4 separate regions of the Homo sapiens genome follow, and all the other regions are linked to region 3. The links are chromatin loops, found by intact Hi-C in ENCODE. Cell type or tissue: A673. All regions are shown on one strand. Region 1 overlaps DPYSL3 (dihydropyrimidinase like 3). Region 2 overlaps JAKMIP2 (janus kinase and microtubule interacting protein 2). Region 3 overlaps SPINK1 (serine peptidase inhibitor Kazal type 1). Region 4 overlaps JAKMIP2-AS1 (JAKMIP2 antisense RNA 1).

The links. Hi-C counts contacts between places; a loop is a spot of excess contacts. Peaks named below come from ENCODE experiments on the same cell type or tissue, not always from the same donor. Only the 100,000 strongest peaks of a DNase experiment are listed, where the experiment ranks them.
Region 1: a loop joins it to region 3, with 3 times the contacts of the local background. A loop is called at or near these places in 14 of 110 quality-filtered maps.
Region 2: a loop joins it to region 3, with 11 times the contacts of the local background. A loop is called at or near these places in 2 of 110 quality-filtered maps.
Region 4: a loop joins it to region 3, with 4 times the contacts of the local background. A loop is called at or near these places in 3 of 110 quality-filtered maps.

Annotation. Positions count from the first base shown.
Region 1 is chr5:147,462,282-147,466,281 of GRCh38, forward strand. All of the region lies in intron 1 of DPYSL3 (dihydropyrimidinase like 3), which reads right to left. Among named protein-coding and RNA genes, the nearest start is that of DPYSL3, 46 kb to the right of the region's middle. In A673, a CTCF peak has its summit at 2,126 (motif pointing right); a DNase peak (open chromatin) is centred at 2,130.
Region 2 is chr5:147,742,452-147,746,451 of GRCh38, forward strand. The region is part of intron 1 of JAKMIP2 (janus kinase and microtubule interacting protein 2); the gene reads right to left. Among named protein-coding and RNA genes, the nearest start is that of JAKMIP2, 38 kb to the right of the region's middle. In A673, a CTCF peak has its summit at 1,845; DNase peaks (open chromatin) are centred at 1,400 and 1,710; H3K4me3 peaks cover 627 bases; H3K27ac peaks cover 3,742 bases.
Region 3 is chr5:147,820,978-147,824,977 of GRCh38, forward strand. It overlaps SPINK1 (serine peptidase inhibitor Kazal type 1), which reads right to left. Exons shown (of 4, transcript NM_001379610.1): 4 at 3,605-3,729. The coding sequence ends at 3,684. Among named protein-coding and RNA genes, the nearest start is that of SPINK1, 8.7 kb to the right of the region's middle. In A673, a CTCF peak has its summit at 1,942 (motif pointing left); a DNase peak (open chromatin) is centred at 1,924; H3K27ac peaks cover 2,151 bases.
Region 4 is chr5:147,574,963-147,578,962 of GRCh38, forward strand. All of the region lies in intron 1 of JAKMIP2-AS1 (JAKMIP2 antisense RNA 1), which reads left to right. Among named protein-coding and RNA genes, the nearest start is that of JAKMIP2-AS1, 17 kb to the left of the region's middle. In A673, CTCF peaks have their summits at 2,176 and 3,666 (motif pointing left); DNase peaks (open chromatin) are centred at 2,169 and 3,639.

The DNA.
Region 1 (4,000 bases), 360 kb before region 3:
TGACTTAAGGCTATGTTAATTATCCTTTCCTCCACCATAATATAGTCTGAAAGATCTAGATTGTCTGGACATCTTAAAGAACATCCCAGTAGTATACTTTATTGATAACATCATGAAAATATGACTAGATGAGCAAGAAATGACAAGTACATTGAAGGCTTTGGTAACGCACATGAACTCTTATCTACAAAATGGAAGATAAAGATAAATCTACAAAGATTCAGGGGCCTGATATCTCAGATTGGGCATGCCACAACTTCTTTCAGAGTAAAGAACAAATTATTGCACTAGGGAACTCCTGCAATGAAGGAAGCACAAAGCCTGGTAGGTCTCTTCAGGTTTTAGAGACAACATATTCCATATTCCAAAATGTGTTACAACCCACATACAGAGAAGGCTGTCAGTTTTGAGTGACACCTGGAATAGGAAAGTGTTCTGTAACAGATTTGCCTGCAGTGTAAACAGCCCAACCACTTTGGCCCTATGATTCAATGACTCCTATGTTATTGGAGGTATTTGTGGGAAAAAAAAGCCACGTGGAGGTCACACAAATGCCAATAGGAGAATCATATTTAGATTCCTAGGACTCTGGAACCAGAAAATTACACACTATCTGAAAAAGAGTTCCTTTTGGACCCTGGTAAAGACAGAAGCCCTTATCAGGGTCATCAAGTGACCACGCAGCCACAAATGCCCAGCACAAGGTTCTGTCAGGTTCAACATGTTATAAGAACAGGTGGACCTAGCAGCAATTCACTGCAGATGGAAGTGGTACATCCAGGATTGGCCATGAGAAATGCTGAAGGGCATAAGTAGGCTACCTGAGCAGGTGGTCTAGTCTCCCATGTCATCCACTACTTTTGCTCCAGCACCTTTCTGTTAGCACACACCTGTGGCCCTTATGACCAGCTGATAGAGAAGAAAAAAATCTGAGCCTGGTTTACAGGTAGGCCATCTTGGTGAGTAGAGCAAGCTGAAAATAGACCATGGCCACATGACAGCCCCATTCAGGAGTGGTGCTGAAAGACAACAATGAGGAGATACTTTCCTATGGCTTCAGACAGTGCACCTAGCCATCTACCTTATATGGAAAGAAAACAAAAACGTGGCTTAAGATTATATATAGACCCTAGGCAGCGTTGACTTGGACCCGGAAGGGGAAAGATTAAAAGATCGAGGAAAAGAAAGTCGTGGGTAGAAGCAGATGGGTGGACCTAAGGGAATGGGCATGAAGAGTCAAGATACATGTATTGCATTGTTAATGCCCCCCAGAGGGCATCCATCACAGAAGAGGCACTAAACCATGAGGTACATAAAGTGACCCTGTTAGTTGACATCTGCCAGGCTCTGCCATCAGCAGCCCCAATGTGGCACAATGGGCATATGATTAGAGTAGGCACAGTGACAGGGCTAGAGGCAATGCAGGGAACCGACCAATGCTGATTCAGCTACTGGTGCTGTCAAATGTCCGTCATGCCAGCAAGAGAGAGCAACCCTACTTTCCAATCTGGCACCATCCCTTAAAGATACAAGCAGCCACTTGGTGACAAGTTGAATACACTGGGCCCCTTTCATACTAGAAGGCACAGGGATTAATTTTTACAGAAATGAACACATTCTAGGCACAGATTTGCCTTTGCTGCTGCTAGGGCCTTAGTCAACACCACTATTTGAGGGCTTAAGGAGTGTCTCATTAACTGGCACAGGATCCCACAAAACATCACATGAGACCAATGGGCCCACTCAATAACAAATGAGATACAAGAAAGGCCACATGACCACAGGATCCACAGTTATATCAAATACCATTTTAACCAGAAGCTACCATCCTGAGTGTGAAGGAATGGCCTATTGAAGGGACAACTGAAGTGCCAATTCAGAGAGGAGTCTGTGCAAGGATAGGGAGCCATCCTCCAGGGTGCACTGGACATTTTACATCAATGCCCTTTATATGGTGCTGTGTCCCAAAAGGAAGAATACATGAATGCAAGAACCAAGGGGAAGAAGCAGGAGTGATCCCTTTTACCTTCACTCCCAGGGACCCAACTCGAAATACACGCTTTCCACTTCTGCGGTTCTGGGTTATTTAGTGCCTTTTCACCAAGGAGAAATGTTTCCACCAGGGGGCATAGCAAGAATCCTACTGAACTCTAAGTTGCAGCTGCTACCTGTGTACTTCGGGCTCATGGGCCCAGAGTCTGTAAACAAGCAAGGAGAGTCAGCATCCTTGTAGGACCCTGATTATCAGGAGAAGGTAAGGCTGCTGTTACACGATAAAAGAAAGGAAGAGTATGTATAGTACCTTTGTGAACTACATGGGTTCTTATATGTACTAACTTGCCCAGCATTAATGGTATAGACAAGTACATCAGCCATAATGTACTTGAGCCTGAGAAAGCCATGGTGACCAGGGACTCTGCCCCTTCCATGTCCTAACACCAGGCAAACCATCTGGACCAGTGAAGGTACTAGCTGAGAGTGAGGAGCATCTAGAATGGTCAGTAGAGGACAATAATGGGTCTTACTGTGGTCTTAAGACCAGCTGTGGAAAAAGAGGCCCTGAGACCTCCCAAGAGAAGAGACCCTAAATCCTGAAGTTTTTGCTCCCTGAACGTACACAGAGAAGTAAATCTGAGGTCAGCTGTGGTGGCTCATGTTTGTAATCCTAGCTCTTTGGGAGGGCAAAGGGAGAGAATTGCTTGAGCCCAGGAGTTCAGGACTAGCCTAGCCAACATAGCTTTTTCTCTACAAAAGTTTTAAAAATTAGCTGAACGTGGTGGCACATGCCTGTAATTCCAGCTACTTGGGAGGCTAAAATAGGAGGATTAGTTGAGCCCAGGAGGTCAAGGCTGCAGTGAGCTGTGATCACACTACTGCACTCCAGCCTGGACAAGAAAGTGAGATCCTGTCTCTCTCAAAAATAAAATAAAATAAACAAAAAACAAAACAACAACAATAACGAGGAAGTGAATCTGAGCTATATGAAGAGTGGTCTGTAGTAGACACTTGGTATTCTACCCAGGTCTCTCTTTTTTTTTGACGGAGCCTCGCACTGTTGCCCAGGCTGGAGTGCAGTGGCACAATCTTGGCTCATTGCAAATTCCACCTCCCGGATTCAAGCGATTCTCCTGCCTCAGCCTCCCAAGTAGCTGGGAATACAGGTGCCTGCCGCCACGCCTGGCTAATTTTTGTATTTTTAGTAGAGACTGGGTTTCACTGTGTTGGCCAGGGTGGTCTCAAGCCCCTGACCTCAGGTGATCCACCCGCCTTGGCCTCCCAAAGTGCTGAGATTACAGGGGTGAGCCACTGTTCCCGGCCCCTGGTCCCTTAAGACTAAGGGATTTATTACCCCGGGTGCTCTCAACCCTTTTCTGAAAATTGCCCCTGTCTAAAGCCCCGCCGACCCAGGGCATATGACCCGATAGTTGGTTAATGTGAGCACCCAGAGGCCTGGCCTTCTAGTCAAAAAAGGGGAAGAATTCTAAAGGGTTATCCCAGTATCATGCCTGCCTATAAGGTCATATAAGGTCTGCTGAAGCCTTTGTTAAGACCACAACACGGCTTAACTTGTCCCTCTCCCTGATCCTTCTTTTTCTCTTCCCTTCCACAGATGTCGATCCAGGAACACTCCCGAATAAACTTCCTTCATCCTATTATTCTTCTCAGATCTGCTTCCCAGGATACTCAGCCAACAACAGTGAGATTGATATTAAATAAATATGTACATGGACAGACATTTTTTATTTAGCCAGCATTTTAAATTTTATAGATTTCACACTCACATTTATATTTCTTTAAAAATTAAGAGACCTGGCAATTCTGGGCTCATAGACACACATCAGTGCCCATTAGCTAGAGTAAAATATTGGCTGCCTGTTGACAGAATATGTATTCTCCAATTAGCCATAATGTCTGTTGCTTCCTCTTCCTTTACATGGGGTTTGCTGCCATTTATTTATGCCCCTGCCTGGTTTATGGTCATCTGAATTTCTGGCATCAG
Region 2 (4,000 bases), 79 kb before region 3:
TACTATGTGCCAGGTCTATGGGAAACAACTAACGAAGTCTAGCTCCCATGAAGTTTGCAATTTTGTGAGGGAAGACAGGCAATAATGACAAAAAATAAATTAAATAAATTTGAAGGCTAGCAGGTGACAAGTGCTAAAAAGAAAAAGTCCAGCAAGATAAGGGAATAGAGAGATGGGGGTTAGTTTATGTGGTATGATGAAGAAAGTAGATTGTTAGTGCTCAATAAATGCTTATTATGTATGTGAATGAACAGCTGTTCATAATCCTACGTTTGTTATGTCAGCTGGTCCTTCAAGAAATGATGCTAGTCCTTCCTCCAGGCATTTCTTTTTTAACTTACTGAGTTGTTAATGATCCCTACACTATTTCGGTGTTAGAATTGAAGAAATTACTGAAATGTAAGTACTAATGACTTAAAAAAAAAGTCTAGCACAATTCTTGGCACATAGTAGATATTTTACAAGCCTCCTTGATTTACAGCATTGGAAACCTGAAATAGAACTGAGTTTTGACTCACCTTAGAATTCCATACATTTTCCTAATCTGCAATGTTAGGCTTTTTCCCTGTGAGAAACTTTCCAAATAGTACCTGTAATCATAATCAACTTTACTGAGTACTTATTATGAGAAATAAATGAGTTTGTTCCATGTTAGTTCTTTAAGTCATCATCTTATGAATCCTTACACTGACACTGAGAGAAGTACTCATGTGGATCCTTTTTTCTTTTTTTGGATTGCAGGAGGTGCGACAGGCTTCAAGCCAAGGCTGTCTGACCTGAGACAAACCAATGATCACTCTCACACGCATTATCTAAATAAAACTTATCCACTTAATTTGAAGTGACTTTTTTGTAGAAGGCTGGTTAACCTGCTAAAGATACAAAAATTGCTGATGGTACTTGAATAGTAGTATTTGAGTGGGTGTTTGTGGAGGAGAAATCTTTTAATTAGAATCTGTGCATCCCTCACAATAAAATGCAGGCATTAGACTTTGATCTCAAAGGAAACTTATAGCCCTGTTATTTTTAAAATATCTACTGTTCACTAATGGGATTAGGTTGAGGTTTGACACACAGAAACCTGGATTAGTAATTTATCCTTATTGTCTCTCCATTATTCAGAAAATAATTCACAGATAGGCTGCTTGATTGGACAGTTCAATGCTACTTTGAGTTTTTATTTGTGAATGCTCCACAGTAGTGAATATCCTAATGAGTATAAGGATTCTGCCAAGGAGATTTGTCTTCCTCCTCTTGTTTTTGGTCTAGGGTATTATGTTTTGAGTTGGCTCTGGTTTCCTTGTGAATTCTCCAGAGCTACCAGAAGGCCCTTGAAGCCCTTAACCTCTTAATGATGTTCTTCTCCAAAAGGCTCAGCCCTGAAAAACAGAATTGAAATATGCTCCTCTGTGGAGGCTGGCATTTTTCCAAGGCTAATCAGAAGGCTGAATCCAGTAACCCTCCCCTGCAGCACTCAGCTAGCTAGCCAGCTTTCTTTCCCCTCCCTCCCTCCCTCCTTCTCCCTCCCTTCCTTCCTTCCTAACTTCTTTCCTTCCTTCCTTCCTTCCTTCCTTCCTTCCTTCCTTCCTTCCTTCCTTCCTTCCTTCCTCTCTCTTTCTATTTTTCTCTCTCTCTCATTAAAGCAAGTTGCTTCATTTGTTTCTTAGGGCAAAAAATATCAAATAAATGAACGAACACAGCAAATTGGCCTGTTTCCAAAGGGCAGCTAGAGATATTGAGGAGAGGACCCAGGATGGCTCTTGAATTATTTTTCCAGCTGTGCTTACCAAAAGAAAACAAGTCTTCTCTGGCCAGCTGTGTCATATTTAATGATGACAGGGGGCACTATGTCTATAAGAAGCCACCAGCTTCCACATGACCCTTTATGTGACACCATTAAGATCACACCCAGACTCTTAAAAGTTCACTGAACTTCTTTGAGGTTAATAAATAAATTGCCAAAGATTCTCCAAGGCCAAGTAAGGCTTAGGCCACTTCTATTTTGGAGCCTCCAGTTGCATTAAAGATGAATAAAAATCCAAAAGAATTCTCTGAAAGTTGTTACATATTTTAAACCTATTAAACCCATTAATACTGTTTTAAAGCAAAGATACAGAGCAATATCAGTGTGCTCCTTACAAAAATAATTACAGCATTTATTATATAAAATTAATCATAGTTTACTATAAGCTGTTTAATGGTAAAAAAATTAAAGATTGGTACAAAAATATAAACATTTAAAATGGGTGATGGATGTCTTTCAGTCCTGTTACAGTATCTCTGTGAGTGTACCCAGATCCTTGTGTGGATATAGTTTAAAAGTTAGGGCCAGGCACAGTGGCTTATGCCTGTAATCCCAGCACTTTGGGAGGCCAAGGTGGGCAGATCATGAGGTCAAGAGATTGAGACCATCCTGGCCACGATGGTGAAACCCCTTCTTTACTAAAAATACAAAAATTAGCTGGGCATGGTGGTGCGTGCCTGTAGTCTCAGCTAGTCAGGAGAATGAGGCAGGAGAATCGCTTGAACCGGGGAGGCAGATGTTGCAGTGAGCAGAGATCATGCCACTGCGCTCCAACCTGGCAACAGAGCTAGACTCTGTCTCAAAAAAAAAAAAAAAAAAAGGAAATAAGGTCTGGCCTCAGCACCTATTGTAGATTCTGTAAGATGCCATTGAGTACTTCTTGAACACTAGAACCTAAGGGAAAACATCAACAAACCGACCTTGGCGGATGCAACTTAGATCTACACTAAGAAACACTTTACCAATGATCTGAGAACAGCATGTCAGCAAAATATTAACCAGTGCAAGAAAATCTTATTTTAAGACTAAGCTGTCTTCAAATAATTTGGAGAACTCAAGATCTATTATTTTAGGTTTCCAAACCTTTGAGTTTTGTTGGATTCTGCTTGATTAACCACTCCTTGCTTTATTAACAGAGAATGCCAACAGTAACAAAATCTTGACTTGCTATCTCTGTATCATCACTGTAAGAACTAGTGATTGTCTTTGGTTTCACTTACCTAGGATTGTCTTAGGATTCATCCAGGAGGACAAAGATACCCATCCTGCCCTAATCACTCCAGACCACCATGGAGGTTTTGGTTCTGATATTTGATTTTTATGGCCTTTTGTACTCTCCTCTTTTGTTGTCAGCAATTATATTTATCACATCTGCCACTGAGCCTGCAAAGAATAGACTCTCATCTGCTCCGTACTTTCTTATTTCTTGGGAGATTAAAGATTAAAGAACTAACTTTGTTGACTGTGTCTTAGAAAAAGACACAGACATCATTAGGACAATGTTATTATGAATACATGATACATGGCATTAACTTCAATGTTTGGACTTTAGTTAATTTATTTTTGTACTTTTACTTTGTCAGAGACTCTCTGAGTCTCAGATTCTTCATCCATAAAATTATACACAGAATTTTGGTGAAGATAAGTGTATTTATATAATGTAATAGAATAGATGTCATGGTTTAATAGGAGTACAATATTATATATAATTACACTTAACTGATATACACAAGTATTTACAATTATTATTGTTTCTGATTATTAGTGGTGTTGAAGATAGAAGTTTCCAGACAACTGAATTCTGGGAAGATGAGATCAAAGTTTGTAATTTTGAGAGAATAGGATCCAAGTTGGAAAAATCCAAAAGTAAATATGCAGTTAGAAAGAACTGGACTTTTGCATGCATCAGACTCAGCCAGAGGAAATAGGTATATTTAAGATTCTTTTGAGCATCCCTGCTATCCTGGCATAGCAGGGCTTTACCATACTTCCAGAAATGCTTAAAGGCCTTTCATTCAGACATGCCAAGTAGAGGTATTCCCTCATCAAATTCTCTCCCAGAAAAAGCTCGATGACCTGGGTTGTACTCATGGACGAAAGACGGGAATAGAGTTAACACAAAGATAGAACTTCAGAACAATTTTCTGTGGCCAATTGCCCTTCTGGGACTTTAGGTTCCCTTATGCATTATAAACT
Region 3 (4,000 bases):
TGAGGAAACTGAGACTTTGAGAAATTCTCCAACTTCTCCCAGGACACAGGGCTTGATGGAGGCAGAGCCAGATTCAAACTCAGCCTCTCTAAATCAGAGCCTCTGATCTTAACCATTATAGGGTACATTTTCCCACCGAATGAAAATTAGTATCTCTTTAATCTCTACCCAATTAGTCTAAATTCTACCTTTTGGGGCCAACCAGATCATGTTCATTCCTCTTCCCCATTCACTTATGTACCAAAAAGAATATTAATTAAGTACCTCCTAGGTGTTTGATATTGTTTTGAGCCTGTAATACAGCAGTGAAAAAAAGGATAAAATTTCTGCTTTCACGGTGTTAACATTTTAATCCCTTAAATCTTTTGAAAAGACCCACCAACTTCTAAGGGTTTTCCTTTCCTTAGCCCAAATATTCCTGCTTCTTCCAACCACTCATCATGGAGAAAAATTTCAAATTCTTATCAATATTGGTAGTTTCCTTCCTCTAAACATATTCTGGTTTGTAAATCATCTCTTTTAAAACACAACTACCTGATACAGTTTGGCTCGGTGTCCCCATCCAAATCTCATGTCAAAATCTCCAGTGTTGGAAGTGGGGCCCGGTGGGAGGTAATTTGGATCATGTGGGTGCTAAATCTCTCATGAATCATTTAGCACCCATCCCTTTGGTGCTGTTCCTGTGATACTGTTACACGACTTCCTCCTCAGCTCTTCTAAAAACTGGGTTCTTGTCACACAACCAGGAAAGATCAGGCTTGTGGACACATAGAAGGGTGAGAAAAACGGAATTTATCGGGCAAAAAAGGAAAAAGAGAAAAATTTTCAAACTTTCAGTAGAGTGAGAAGGAAGCCTGTTATCCAGCTTCTGCCCCACCACACAGGAACTCAAGAGGTCGGGTTCCTCCCCTCTGCAAAGGGCATGAACTTCTGTGGCTCCACGTCATTCTCCCAGTTCAGGCTGGTCGGAGGTTCTCCAGGGAGCCCTTTTTACTTGACTGTCTCAGTAGTGAGTGAGTCCTCCTGAGATCTGATTGTTTGAAAGTGTGTAGCACCTCCCCTCTCTCTTGCTCTTGTTTGGCCTATGTGACCTGACTGCTCCCCCTTCACCTTCCACCATGATTATAGGCCTCCCCAGAAGCTGAGCAGATGCCGCATCATCATGCTTCCTGTATAGCCTGTGGAACCATGAGCCAATTAAACCTCTTTTCTTTATAAACTACCCAGTCTCAGGTATCTCTTTTTTTTTTGAGTTGGAGTTTCACTCTTATCACCCGGGCAGGAGTGCAATGGTGCAATCTTTGCCCACTGCATTCTCCACATCCTGGGTTCAAGCGATTCTCCTGTCTCAGCCTCCCAAGTAGCTGGGATTACATGTGCCCACCATCATGCCTGGGTAATTTTGGTATTTTTAGTAAAGATGGAGTTTCACCATGTTGGCCAGGCTAGTTTTGAACTCCTGACCTCAGGTGATCCACCCTCCTTGGCCTCCCAAAGTGCTGGGATTACAGGCATGAGTTACCATGCCAGGCCACAGGTATTTCTTTAGAGCAACGGGAGAATGGCCTGATAAACTACCATACATGAACATAGCAATCCACATGCTTTCTGATGGGTCAGAGAGAGAACAGAACCATTAAAGATAGACAATTTGGGTTAATGGGTTGCTTCTGCTTATAATCTCCAAGTCTTGTCTCTCCAGACTTGTAGACTGGTTCAATTGGACATGAAAATTTGTAGCATTCAATTATTTAATTTCTGTTTATCATGGCAAAGGTCCTTAATATTAGGGATGTCCTTCGAGTGTCCTCTAGCATCACAGACAAGTTGTTGGAAGCCATCTTGCATCCATAACTGCTGTTAGAGTGATATTTAATGAGAGCTGTTAGACGGCGGTTTGGCTGAGGCACTTGGCAGACTACAGCATCCTCTAGTGGTCAGATTTAAACCTCAAGACGTGTATATTCTGAATATCACAAGAAATTAACCTAAACCTTAGAGTGTCAGGCAACTGTGTTTGGCAAGTGTGCAATAGCTTTTGACTGATTATTTCTGATTCAATGGGTGATCTATTTCCTGCTGTATATTAGAAAACCTGCTGTTATCTCAGGCTCTGTTAGCTCTCTACCCAGTTTTCCATTCTAGGCTAGTTCTTCATGAGTTTGGGAATTCAAGCTGCTTTTTCATCTTCTTCCTCCACCTCCCCCTCCTCTTCCTCCCCCTGCCCCTCCTTCTCCTTTCCCCCTCCTCCTCCTCCTCTCTCTTCTCTCCTCCTCCTCTTTCTTCTTTCCTCCTCCTTTTCCTTCTCCTTCTTCTCCTCCTCTACCTCCTCTTCCTCCTCCTCTACCTCCTCTTCCTCCTCCTCCTCCTCCTTATTCTTCTTTTAATAGCTGTACATACCTTTTTTTTCTTTTGGGGAACTTCTTTAGTTTTATCTGATTTGCTTCCCTGAATATAAACACATAGTCCTTTTTAATAGGAAGGTGTTATCTGAAGTTTCTATAGAAAAAATAGGCAATGAGTAACTCACGTGAGGTGATTGTGGCTTAATGGAAGAAGCATTAGATTTGAAGTCAGTCCTGTATTATAATAAAAACCTAAGCCTGTCGCTTTGTTTGCTTGCAATATTAGGCAGGTGATTTCACTTAGTTCTAAGTTTACTCATAAGATAAGGATAATCTTATAGGGTTGTTTTGGCCCACACATAAACCAAAGTGTGCTGCACAAAGGTCTCTTGATCAGTTCATCCAGTCTATAGTCACTTTTTTCCTTGTCAGATTATCTTTTGGGAATGGTTTGATAGTAGAAGAGACCATTCCCAAAGTTAATCCAGAATCAGGCCTCCCCACCTACCTGCCTCAGGTTAGCACAGCACAAACCCATCAGGCCCTATGAAGCAGATCTCCCAGGGAAGCACAAGAGGAAGTCCTCCATCCAAGCCCCGGGTTATCAGGGACAACCACAGGCTCTACGTTACCACCATTCACCTTAGTAACTAATGGGGAACTGGCCCTGCTGGGGAAGAACTAAGGCTAAGTCCAGAAGCTGCTCCATAGCCTTGTTAAGAAAATGTACTTTTTTTGTTTGTTTTCTCAATGATTCAAATCTTTTTGAGACAATTATGTCTGACCCAAAATCTACATTCTGAGATAAGTGGAAAATCTCAAAGACTAAACTCTATTCCACCATATAGGCAGCTCTATGCCCATGCACGTAGACCTGTGCCAGCCACAATAGATGCTCAATCAAATCCCAAGGAAACCTAAAGGAGTTATTGCAATCAGCAGACTGTGATGGGTAACATGTTTCTGGACTGGGTATTTTCCAATTGTTCCTTAAAATAGTAGTCCAGTCCTCAAAGAATTTCTTGTATTCATGATCATCTGTGCTCTGCCATTTAATATCTGCAATCACATTTTCTAAGGCAGTGACCTCAGGATGTGAGAAAGATGAGGAAAGAAAAGGAATTATGAGGGAAACCCTGTCTGAAATTACAGGATTCCTGATGTTTTTAAAACTTGGTCTATTCTCAGTCTTACCAAAGTCCCCTGACCCTGGTATAATCAAACATACCTTTGAGGAAAAAGCAAATGGAAACAACAGGGGATATTCAGATACATTTATTCAACAATAAGGCCAGTCAGGCCTCGCGGTGACCTGATGGGATTTCAAAACCTTGGTTCTCAGCAAGGCCCAGATTTTTGAATGAGGATAGAAGTCTGGCGTTTCCTGCAGTAGAGATTAAAAAAAATATATCAGCTTAAACTTCACTGATGAAAAAGTGACTATGGGAGAAAAACAGGGGGAAAAATAACAGCTTCATTTAAAGTTGGAGAGGTTTGAGATTTATAATCTTTTCTCTGTCTTTCATTCATTTATACATTCACTTAGTCATTAATTCATCAAATATTTATTGATTACTGTTGAATACACTAAGGATACAACAGAAAGGAAAAATATCTGTCCTTACAGTTTTTACAGATCTCGTGGGGTGTTACAG
Region 4 (4,000 bases), 250 kb before region 3:
TATCCTTTTGTCTTTAGTGAGAAAGACAGAGCAGTGAAAAAGAGGGAAGTGAGCTATGTTCCCTCTTAATCCTTAGTACATTAATTGGAACAGAAAAAGAGGAAAACAAAAACAAGACAAAACGTTCCTATTCTCTATCCTCCCCTTGTCTAAAAGTGTTGCTAACATTTAATAGATGTGTAGATTAGCTCTTACATGTGTAGCCTATTCCAGGTGTAGCCTGTTCCAGGTGCATGGAGGAATATTAAAGACATTTATTAAAGACATTTATATTAAAGACATTTATGTCTGGAGGCAAAATTACACTGGCAACATAATAGTGAAATGAACATAAGCTTTGGAATCAGATCTGAATTCGGATTCTGACTTGGCCACTTATTGGCTGAATAAATCTGGGCAAGTTACTAAACTTTTATTTGTTACTTTCTTCCTTAGTAAATGCAAATTTGTTAGGAGCATGAATGATAATGATTGGGCTTCTACCCTGTACCAGGCATTTTATGAATATTTTAAATAATGTTTTAATTTAATTTAATTCAATCCTTACCATAAGCCCAGATTATATTATTTTTATTTTATGGATGAGAAAATTGAGCCTCAGAGATGTTCATTAAGTCGATCAAGGTCATATAGCTAATGGGGAACAGAGCTGGGATTCAAACATAGTATTCTAAAGCCTATATCCTCAGATCACTCTAGAGGCCATATAGCCAATTTAAAAATGCATGAAAAATTTTTATACATCGTAGGGACTCAGTCATTGTTATATTGTTATTTATTTAATATATAGTGAATTATATGTTAGTTATATTGATAATTATATTAAGATATATTATATAGGATTATATAATAAACTTTAATTATTAGTAGTAGTATTATTTTTTGAGACTGGGTCTCACTCTGTCACCCAGGCTGGAGTGCAGTGGTACGATCTTGGCCCACTGCAACCTCTATCTCCCGGGTTCAACTGATTCTCGGGCCTCAGCCTCCCAGATAGCTGGGACTACAGGTGCCCACCACCATGCCCAGCTAATTTTTGTGTTTTTAGTATAGACAGGGGTTTCACCAGGTTGGCCAGGCTGGTCTCGAACTCCTGACCTCAAGCGATCCACCTGCCTCGACCTCCCAAAGTGCTGGGATTACAGGTGTGAGCTACCGTGCCTGGCCGGATTATATAATATAAATTAATTTTATTATAATATAAAATAATTACATTGTTATTTTTAGGGAAAGTTCACTAAACTTGAAGTCAGATGATCTGACCCAGGTCTTGGCTCAACCATTTAGTAGCTCCACCAGTAGGCAAGTCACTTACACAGTATTCTCTCTCTCTGTTTTTGAGATGGAGTTTTTGCTCTTGTCACCCAGGCTGGAGTGCAGTGGAGTGATCTCAGCTTACTTCAACCTCTGCCTCCCGGGTTCAAGCAATTCTCTGGCCTCAGCTTCCCGAGTAGCTGGGATTATAAGGCTGTGCCACCACGCCCGGCTAATTTTTGTATTTTTAGTACAGACAGGGTTTTACCACGTTGGCCAGGCTGGTCTCAAACTCCTGACCTCGGGTGATCCACCAGCCTCGGTCTCCCAAAGTGCTGGGATTACAGGCATAAGCCACTGCACCCATTTTTTTTGTTTGTTTGTTTTGTTTTGTTTTTGTTTTTGTTTTGTTGCTCAGGCTGGAGTGCAGTGGTGTGATCTCGGCTCACTGCAACCTCCACCTCCCAGACTCAAGTGATCCTCCTGCCTCAGCCTCCACAGTAGCTGGGATTATAGGCGCTTGCTACCATGCCTAGAGACAGGGTTTTGCCATGTTGGCCAGGCTAGTCCAGGCTGGTCTCGAACTCCTGAGCTCAAGGGATCCTCCTGCCTCAGTCTCCCAAAGTGCTGGGTTTACAGGCTGAGCCATGGCGCCTGGCCCACTTACATAGTTTTCTCATTCATATTCAGGCATGCCTGCCACATTGTAGTTGTTCAATAAATGTTTGGTAAAAAAAAAAAAAAAAAAAAAGAAAGAATGAAAAAATGAATATTCTTAAGGTCCTTTTCAGGTCTTAAAAAATGACTCCTGTTGTGATAGTGACACACGAAAAATTAAACAATTGATGATCAAATGAAAAGTTAATTGTCAGTGATGTCTGAGAGGCGCCCCAAACCACAGCGGTTTTTCTACAGCGACGCCCTGTGGTGTCGGTGAGTACTGCGAGGGCTAGCTACTGCAGGGCCTGGTTCTCGGCATTTTTGCCTAAGATTTGTTTGTTCTTCCTCTACAAACTATTAAGCCAATCCTGAACAGGAAGACTTTTTTTTTTTGGTTATTTAAATAAATCACTGCTTATTTACTCAACGTTGCAGTGCTCTTGGTGATGATGTTTTGCTTAGCTTTTTCAGAGAGCACCAGGAATCAGGGGAGGATGATGAAGGCAGGGTGTCTGGGTAAGAGGCATCCTTTCATGCTCCTGTTTTTTCAGGCTTTATACGCTCGTATTATCCTTCTGCACTTTATCCCTTTATACTAACAGATGAACTGAACAACATAATTAATAAAAGTGTGATTTATTGAGCCTTTACTATATAGCACACATTGCAACTTTTTGTGTGAATCCTGTTACATATCTTATTTAATTTTCTCAACAGCCTGACAAGGTAAATGGTATGATTATCCCATTTGGGGGCAGATTTAAAATGCTCAAGTCGCTTCTTCAATGACACATACCTAGTGGCAGAGATAGAATTAGGACCCAGTCCGTATGTCTCCTATATACATATTGCCTCTTGTAACAGAATAGAAAGAAAAATAGATCAGAAGGAGTAAAAGCCAGCATCACTGGATCTCTGCTTAATTTCCATTTGTAATTAAAATAAAATTAAAGCACCTGGCTTATTTTGAATGGCGCTTTCCCATAGCAGCCCCTAATAACTGAGGAGGTACAGCACTAAGAAGCAGGGATCCTTGGTCAATTACCGAGTGACTTATAAAATGCCGTTTATGGTTAGGAATGGCAGACTAATGAAATAAAAGCTTATCTAGCTAATGTTTTGTAAGAACAAGAAGAAATTATTGCTGTTTTTTCATTCTTGGGATTCTTGGGCGGTAACTTTTTGTTAAATTGTCTTTTTTTTTTCTTTAAAAATCCCTTTAAGAAACATAAAATGTTCCGGCAAAAATATTTAAAACATTAACAATATTATTTTAAAAAATCAAGGTCATCCACACAATGGGAAAAACTCTAGACACAATAACATACCTTTGCTTGTCGGTTCTCTGGGGAAAACTTGTTTCAGAGGTGGGGAATTAGGGAGTGAATCTGATGAACTGCCTTGACCTCTTTTATCTGGCGTCTGACCAAGTCTGAAACTATTTGGAGGTCGCTAAGTTTCGCTGGGTCTTTGTATTTGGAAATGAATTTGCTGCCTGCGGCGAAGAAAGCAATCCAGCCTCCCTGAAATAAGGAGAGGCTACAAAACCCGAGATAGTGAACAATCATGCCGGAGGAATGGACAAAGCAATGCTTATGTTTAGGTTATTACTTTCATATGGATGTGGGGAATTGAAATGCAAAACCAAGGGGCATCAAAATATCACATAAAATCAGCTTTAGGTTTTCCTTGAGCTCACACTTTTTTCCCTGGACTTGTGGAAAAATGCTACCCTCCTGTGGTCAGACAGTAGAATACAGAAAAACAGAGACCTTTGACCAGGAAAATAAGGTGAAATTGAACAGGGAATGTGGTGATCTATTCGTAAGTGTTTTCTGAAGAGCTTATGGCTTATCAAAAAGACACCTTCAGAAAAGAAAAAAAAAAAAAGAACAACAGAAAGAAAGGAAAGAATAACAAAACAAACAAAAAGCTAAGAATAACAACAAAATTACTTTCCAATAAAATGGCCCAGTTAACCTATTTCCACCTTCATGGGGACTTCTCTGAGCATTCAAACAAGAAGCAATTGCTCCCTCCACAATTCAATACATAAATACTAGAATTAAAATAATACACCAAGACT